Linked DNA regions of Homo sapiens: region 1 is linked to region 2. A link is an interaction called in ENCODE POLR2A ChIA-PET data of the cell type or tissue named here. Cell type or tissue: GM12878. All regions are shown on one strand. Region 1 holds the start of LOC124905183 (a long non-coding RNA gene). Region 2 has its middle 39 kb from the start of RP2.

Region 1 (4,000 bases), 710 kb after region 2:
CCCCACAGAGGCCTTCAATCCTACTTAAAGATATTTTACACACAGTAACCATCAGGATTTACTGAGTAAAAATCTCAGGTATTAACCATGCCCCTAAAATGTGCTATTCCAAAGAGGAACAGGTTACTTTTGAGGAAAAAAGCTGCCTTGGTAACTTCCCTCAAATGTTTATTTTAAATAAAAATGGTTGATGGAAATATTTTTTAAAAGAACTTTGGGTATAATATGGCATACTGCCCATCAAACAAAAAAGGAAACCAAAACTTTCTTTCCATTTATAATAAGTTTTCCACCTTTACTATCAAGATTACAACTTATTGACCTTTTATGCTTGCTTGGTTTTTTTGACTGCCTAATCCAATGTTTAAATTTTTAAAAGTCTGCATTTCAATGTAGTAGGAGTTATTTTTCAAATAATCTTCAGAACCCAGAATACAGAGCAACTCTCAGAATACCAGAGCAACACTCTCAAGTCATACTTTTGAACCCAGAATACCAGAATACCAGACTTCAGAACCCAGAATACCAGAGCAACACTCTCAAGTCATACTTTTGACTACAATTAAGAGATGAAAATGGACGGATATCTGAAGATAGGTATTCCCTCTGCTCTGAAGGTGAGCAAGATTTTAACATGTGAGCAACACAGAACTCCACTCCTCTGGAGCTCCTTTCAACTCAGAATGCTTCAGTTCAGTAAGTCAATATATTATTCTTAAAAATTAAAGTTTGGTCACTAAGAAGGACTGAACAAAAATTATTCCCCTCCCGCCAAACACAACCAGAACAGTTCTAATCAGGCCCTCTTCTCCCCACAAAAATAGGGAAGTAGCTGGGCTGAAGACTTTAAGTGTGACATTTCAGTTCCTAAAACATCACTGCTATTTGCTCAAAGTTGTAGGTCTATGTATTTCCTTCTCCAATACGTCCCCATTTATAAGTTTATTTCCATGCATACAAACGTGCACATGTGTGCACGTGCACACCCACACACACACACTCACTCTCAAGTAAGACACTTTTTTGTGTTTGTTGATAAATTATGAGGATTATGAACCAGGTGTGTACAGGGTTTCATAGGTGCTTTGTAAACATCAGAGTCACTTGGGTCCTTTCCTCCACAAGCCTCAAATCAAATTACGCAACCAATGACCACTACTTTCCCAGACGCTGTTCACAGGCTGCATATTGACGAAGGGCAGAGAAAAAGTCCTCATAACTGATGTTTAGGTGGGAAGGCAAAGAGACAATCTCAGTCAATCTGATGTGCCAGGGAAGAAAGCCTAATGTGCTGTCCACAGGACCGAACTTCAATACTAAATCAGGATCAGGACAACCATTTGAACTAAGTAAACTGCCTAACGTATCTACATCCAAATCTGTGGGTCTCTTTTGCTTCTGGGCCACTAACTGGCAAAAGTCCTGAGCAGCTCTTACAATATCTGCTTTTCCATCTTCCGGAGACAGCACCTTCACTGCCAAATGGCAATTTAAAACTTGATCGTCTTTGTCATTACTATTTGCAAATTCTGGTGAGTATTTTGAACAATCTAGGCCCAGAAGTTCTTGCTGTTGTTTTAAAATTTCATCCATCAATCTGGAATTATTTCTTTTGAAAATACCTTGGTGGTCGTAGACGCTAATGTAGGAGATGCCCACGGCCATACACCACACCACGAGGCTCGCGATGTCCGAGAAGCTGGGTTCCTGCTCCACCTCGGTGATCACCAGGCCCATATGCACAGGCAGCTTCTCCAAGGAACGACCGTCCGCGCGCCAGCGCATCCGGTGGTGTGCGGCTGCCAGGCACGACCCCCCGCGCGGGTGCCGGTGGTGACGGCGGTTCCTGCCGACTGCCGGGGGCTTGCGGAGCGTGAAGCCGAGCGGCGCTAGGACCGCGGCAGAGGCGGCTCGGCAGCAGCGCCGCCAGATCCAGTTCCAGGTGCCGAACCGAACGCGGAGCCAGGAGGTGAGCGTGCGGTGCAGACAGAGCAGCGCGTGCAGCACCCGCCACACCAGCTCGTACAGCCCCGTCATACTCTTGTGGCCCTCGGACAACCCCTCTCCCTCCCGCCCACTCCCGCAGCGCGACGGCTTTTTATCCGCCCCTGCGGCCGCGCGGGCCATCGCTCCGCGTCCCCCCGCCCCCCGAGCCCGAACCCCTTTCCACTGCCAACATCTCACCTCGCCCCCGCCGCCATCTTCCCATGCCTTCTATTTTATACAAGCAAAAAGAATAGAAGAAAGCAGCTTACCTGCCACCAGCCCCAAACCTCACTTTAAAATCAAGTCAGTCCACATGGCCAAGGATGCTTGTCTTTTCACAGACATCCTCGAAATGAAACATCTGCTGCCTGCTAACAGCATGATGAAGACTCCAAACTTTCCCATCAACCACACGCTCTCCTGGAATACATCACTCCACCGTTATCTTCCTCTATATTCCAGAACTGAATTCTCATGACCTTTAACCTCCAGTCACTTCCCCAAATTGGAATGTGTAGGGCAGCAGTGAACTGCATAACCGGACCTAACATGCTTACGAAAACGTCTCCCACTTTTTCATTTTCAACCTCTCCATTACAAGTATTCCCATCCTTAAGCTTGGATATAGCTCTATTTCATTCATATATCCAATCTGAGATCCTCTTTCATTATTAGGTGAGTTAAATCATTTATATTCAGTGTGAGCTTTTGGCCTTCTCTCTAAAGCAGTGAGTCTTTTTTTTTTTTTTTTTTTTTTTTTTTTAATGGGACAAAGTCTCGCTCTGTTGCTCAGGCTGGAGTACAGTGGGGCGCGGTCTTGGCTCACTGCAACCTCCACCTCCTGGGTTCAAGTGATTCTCCTGCATCAGCCTCCCGAGTAGCTGGGATTACAGGCATGCACCACCACACCTGGCTAATTTTTGTATTTTTAGTAGAGACGGGGTTTCACCATGTTGGCCAGGCTGGTCTCCAACTCCTGACCTCAGGTGATCTGCCCGCCTCAGTCTCCCAAAGTGCTGAGATTACAGGTGTGAGCCACCATGCCAGGCTGAGCCGAGAGTCTAGCAGTGAGTCTTAACAGGGGGTGGTCTTGCCCCCCACGGGACATTCAGGAATATCTGTAGACGTTTGTTTTGATTTTCACAATGAGGTGCTATCAGCATCTAGTTTGTAGAAGCCAGAGATGCTGCTAAACATCCTACAATGCACAGTCTGCTCCACCCACCACGAAGGAGTTGTTATAGATGTTCAAGAGTCATATATTCTATTTCTTAATAATTATCTCCTAGAGATGCAATCGTTGACATTTCTGGGCTGTGAATCACTGGCCCAGTACACACGCTATAAATCACCTCCATAGAACACCCTGTTTTCTGACTTCCAAAGGCTCCTAATCACTGCTTCACACGCTCAGCAACACTGACCCCAGGATCTGGTGTTGATTAACAAACACTGATCCATAATCACTTCCATCTACTGTCCCCCCAAAACTCACTTACTTCATCCCCAAACCCCTTAATTACAAACACTTAATCACTAAGAAGCATAGATTTCATAAGACTAAGGCCCCACCCAGACCACATGGAACAAAAGCTACCCCACAGGCACCAGTCATATGGCCTCTAACCACTGACCCCTAGAGCACCCATATCCCAGAAGCCCACCAGTCACTATCTTGTAGCTTGGAAGTTGTCACTCCCATCCTCACAAGAAAAAGAGCTGAACAAACGGAAACAAAACAACTCTTCCCAGATTTGTCAGAGAATTGAGGGCACAGGGCAAACTGATGCCCTGAAAAAGTGGAAAGACAGCAATACAGAGAATCACAGCTTATCAGGAGCAGGCATGAGTAGGAAAAGGTAAACCAACAGATCAACTATTGGAGTCTGAGCTGCTCTCAACTACTGGACATGAAGTTCCTCTGTCCCCTCATCCCTGCCAAAACATGGCATGATCCAGCTCTCCAATTTATGGCAGGTGTAATGGGGCAGGTGTAAATAAGTTGATTACATCA
Region 2 (4,000 bases):
TCCTGGGCTCAAGCTATCCACCTGCCTCGGCTTCCCAAAGTGCAGGGATACAGGCATGAGCTGCCGCGCCCGGCCTGGGTCCTTCATTTTAGACACCAGATGCTAATCCTGGGCTTCTGGAAGACCCTTTCACGTTTCTTTTTCTGCTGGGAAACACATCATACCCTCTTCCAACCACTCACAGATGCTGTCTCCTAAGCCCAAAGGCCCATGTTGCAGTTTAGCTAGGGCCTTTCCAAGTTAGTAAATTCTTCTGGCACGGCCCCCTGCTGCCACCTGCTGGCTGTATCCATCGATGCCGCTATGGGTATTGTTTCCTATTCATGAGACCTGTATGAAGGGAGTTAGTCTTTCCCATCCTATCATCCATCATGGGATAAGAATTTCATCTACCTAAATTTTTTTTCTTTACAGTATTTTCACCTTGTTCTATTTTTTAAAGAAAAGTCCTTTAGCAAATCTGTGTGCAGGTCACAGATGGTCTCACCAGACTTGCCCAAACCTAAAGAAACATCTCTGTATTTGGGCACTGCAATTTGCAAAAGGACAAAAGAGTCAAATGTATATCAGTTCTCATTAGCTCCCTGACAGCAATTATATTACATTCAAATAAGTTGAATTGTGGATAATACATAAAATGCTAAATACCAAGTTTTCTTTGAAACTGGTAAAATATTTCGAAAATCTTTTGAAAACACTTCAAAACCAGACAAGATTTTTGTGTGTGTGTGTGAGACAGGGTCTCACTCTGTCACCCAGGCTGGAGTGCACTGGTGCGATCTCAGTTCACTGCAACCTCCACCTCCCGGGCTCAAGCGATTCTCCCACCTCAGCCTCCTGAGTAGCTGGGACTACAGGCACACGCTACCATGCTCGGCTAAGTTTTTGTATTTTTTGGTAGAGAGGGGGTTTCACCATGTTGGCTAGGCTGGTCTTGAACTCCTGACCTCAAGTGATCCACCTGCCTTGGCCTCCCAAAGTGTTGGGATTACAAGCGTGAGCCACTGTGCCCGGCCCCAGACAAGATTGTTTATTGTTGTTATTTTAAACTTTAATACAGACATAAAAACAAAATCTGTGGAAATACAACAAGAATTACTTTACAGATTCTTTGGCCCTTTTGAAATAAGGAGAGCTAAGAATGAAGAGTCAATTTTGTGTTTATAGATGAAACTAATTTGTGAATGGGCAAAACTGAAAACGCATAAGAGTCCAAGCCTGGGCATTGGAGGGTAAGGCATTAAAATTAAGAATTTCTGACTACATCTTTATTTATTATTGTTTCTTTCACCTTCCCTCCACCCCAGGTTCCTGCTTTGTCTTCTCACTTCACATTGAACTTGTTTCCAGCACATGTACATAAGAGACATCCATCCTGTCATGACCTCTCGTTATAACAGGGGAGGTCAGTGGCACTGGAAATATATATTTTTTAATTTATTTTATCTTTTAAAAAAAATTTTGGCCAAGCTCGGTGGCTCACACCTGTAATCCCGGCACTTTGGGTGGCCAAGGTGGGCAGATCACCTGAAGTAAGGAGTTCAAGACCAGCCTGGCCAACATGGCAAAACCCTGTCTCTACTAAAAATACAAAAATTAGCCAGGCGTGGTGGTGTGTGCCTGTAATCCCAGCTACTTGGGAGGCTGAGGCAAGAGAATCACTTGAACTCGGGAGGCGGAGGCCGCAGTGAGCCGAGATTGCACCACTGCACTGCAGCCTGGATAAGAGAATGAGCCTCTGTCTCAAAAAAAAAAAAAAAAAGTACAGAGATAGGGAGTCTTGCTTTGTTGCCCAGGTTGGTCTTGAACTCCTGGCCTCAAGAGATTCTCTTGCCTTGGCCTTCCAAAGTGCTGAGATTACAGGTGTGAGCCACCACATCTGGCCTGAAAATATTTTTTACAGGGCGCTGTATTATTATTATTATTATTATTATCATTATTATCATTATTTGACACGGAGTCTTGCTCTGTTGCCCAGGCTGGAGTGCAGTGGGGTGATCTCAGCTCATTGCAACCTCTGCCTCCTGGGTTCAAGCAATTATCCTGTCTCAGCCTCCTGAGTAGCTGGGACTACAGGCGCACGCTGCCACACCCAGCTAATTTTTTTGTATTTTAGTAGAGATGGGGTTTCACCATGTTATCCAGGCTGGTCTCGAACTCCTGAGCTCAGGCAATCCACCGGCCTCAGCCTCCCAAAGTGCTGGGATTACAGGTGTGAGCCACTGTGCTGGGCCATGGCAGTGTATTATTTTTAAGGGCAGTGTAAGAGTTGGGAAAAGAGGCTGGGTGCAGTGGCTCATGCCTGTAATCCCAGCTCTTTGGGAGGCCAAGGAGGAAGGATCCCTTGAGGCCAAGAGTTTGAGACCAGCCTGGGCAACATAGCGAGACCCCCGTCTCTACCAAAAATAACAAAGTTAGCTGGGTGTGGTGGTGTGTGCCTGTAGTCCAAGCTCTTTGGGAGGCCAAGGTGAGAGGAGACCCTGAGTCCAGGAGTTTGAGGCAGCAGTGAGCTGTGTTCATGCCACTGCACTCCAGCCTGGGTGACAGAGTGAGACTCTGTCTCAAAAAAAAAAAAAAAGAAAAAAAAATTACATAAAACTTCTATTGCCTGAAGCCTTAGAGCTTTACAGAGACTCTGAATCACATCAAAATTATGAGCGAGGAGTCAACTTACAGACATTGCCTTGAAAGGTGGGAAAGGGAGAAGGTCTTTAATAAATGCTACCTTGAAAATGTCATCATAAGCCAGCATGATGTCTCATGCCTGTAATCCCAGCACTTTGGGAGGCCAAAGCATGCAGATTATTTGAGGTCAGGAGTTTGAGACCAGCCTGGCCAACATGGTGAAACTCCATCTTTATTAAAAATACAACAACAAAAAAATTGGCTGGTGTGGTGGTGCACACCTGTAATCCCAGCTACTCAGGAGGCTGGGCCTCGAGAATTGCTTGAACCCAGGAGGCAGAGGCTGCAGTGAGCCAAGATCGCACCACTGCACTCTATTCTGGGTAACAGAGTGAGACTCTGTCTCAAAAAGAAATAAATAAGGCCAGGCACAGTGGCTCATGCCTGTAATCCCAGCAATTTGGGAGGCTGAGGCAGGTGGATCGCCGGAGGTTGGGAGTTCGAGACCAGCCTGACCAACATGGAGAAACCCCATCTCTACTAAAAATACAGAAAATTAGCCAGGTGTAGTGGCACATGCCTGTAGTCACACCTATTCGGGAAGCTGAGGCAGGAGAATCACTTGAACCCCAGAGTTGGAGGTTGTGGTGAGCCAAGATCATGCCATTGCACTCCCACCTGGGCAACAAGAGCAAAACTCCGTCTCAAAATAAATAAAATAAAATAAAATAAAATAAAATAAAATAAAATAAAATAAATGTCATCATAGATTTGGTTCTTTCAGGTGGAGGGGCCAGGTAGATCAGCCCATGCTTCGTCAGGTGAACTTCTTGTTCTTGCCATAGGAATCTAGCGATGGGTATGTTAACACATGTCAATCCTACCAGGGGGAAAACAGATGCTAATAGGCTGAGTCGTGTAAAACATCTCAAGAAATTCTGTCAAATCCTAATAAAATAAGAGCAATTGTTAATCAAATTCAGTATTACAAAACATTTTAATCTTTGGTCAATTATTTAATAGTGATTTTGAGCACTTACTAACTACTCTGATTTAGCATACATTGTTTCTTTTAATCCTCACAACAATTCTATGAAAGCACCATACTATCATCAGCAGCACCATCCTTATTTTATTTTACTTTTGAGACAGGGTCTCACTCTGTTGCCCAGGCTGGAGTGCAATCAGAGCTCACTGCAGCCTCGACTTCCCAGGCTCAAGTGATCCTCGCATCTCAGTCTCCCAAGTACCTGGGACCACAGGCACACGCCACCATGTCCAGCTAATTTTTAAATTCTTTTGTAGAGATGGGGTCTTGCTATGTTGCCCAGACTGGTCTTGCATTCCTGAGCTCAAGCATCCTCTGTCTCTGCCT

Evidence for each region. Peaks named below come from ENCODE experiments on the same cell type or tissue, not always from the same donor. Only the 100,000 strongest peaks of a DNase experiment are listed, where the experiment ranks them.
Region 1: POLR2A ChIA-PET joins it to region 2 with 6 read pairs; 1 of 35 experiments calls an interaction of 5 or more read pairs at or near these places.

What each region holds. Positions count from the first base shown.
Region 1 is chrX:47,511,447-47,515,446 of GRCh38, forward strand. LOC124905183 (a long non-coding RNA gene) reads right to left here and starts at 2,415. Exons shown (of 2, transcript XR_007068224.1): 1 at 2,256-2,415. It also overlaps the pseudogene NUS1P1. RefSeq lists enhancers at 1,324-1,825, 1,826-2,325. In GM12878, no CTCF peak of the experiment used is centred here; no DNase peak of the experiment used is centred here; H3K4me3 peaks cover 569 bases.
Region 2 is chrX:46,796,512-46,800,511 of GRCh38, forward strand. No RefSeq gene overlaps it. Among named protein-coding and RNA genes, the nearest start is that of RP2, 39 kb to the right of the region's middle. RefSeq lists enhancers at 183-232, 323-372. In GM12878, a CTCF peak has its summit at 273 (motif pointing left); a DNase peak (open chromatin) is centred at 249.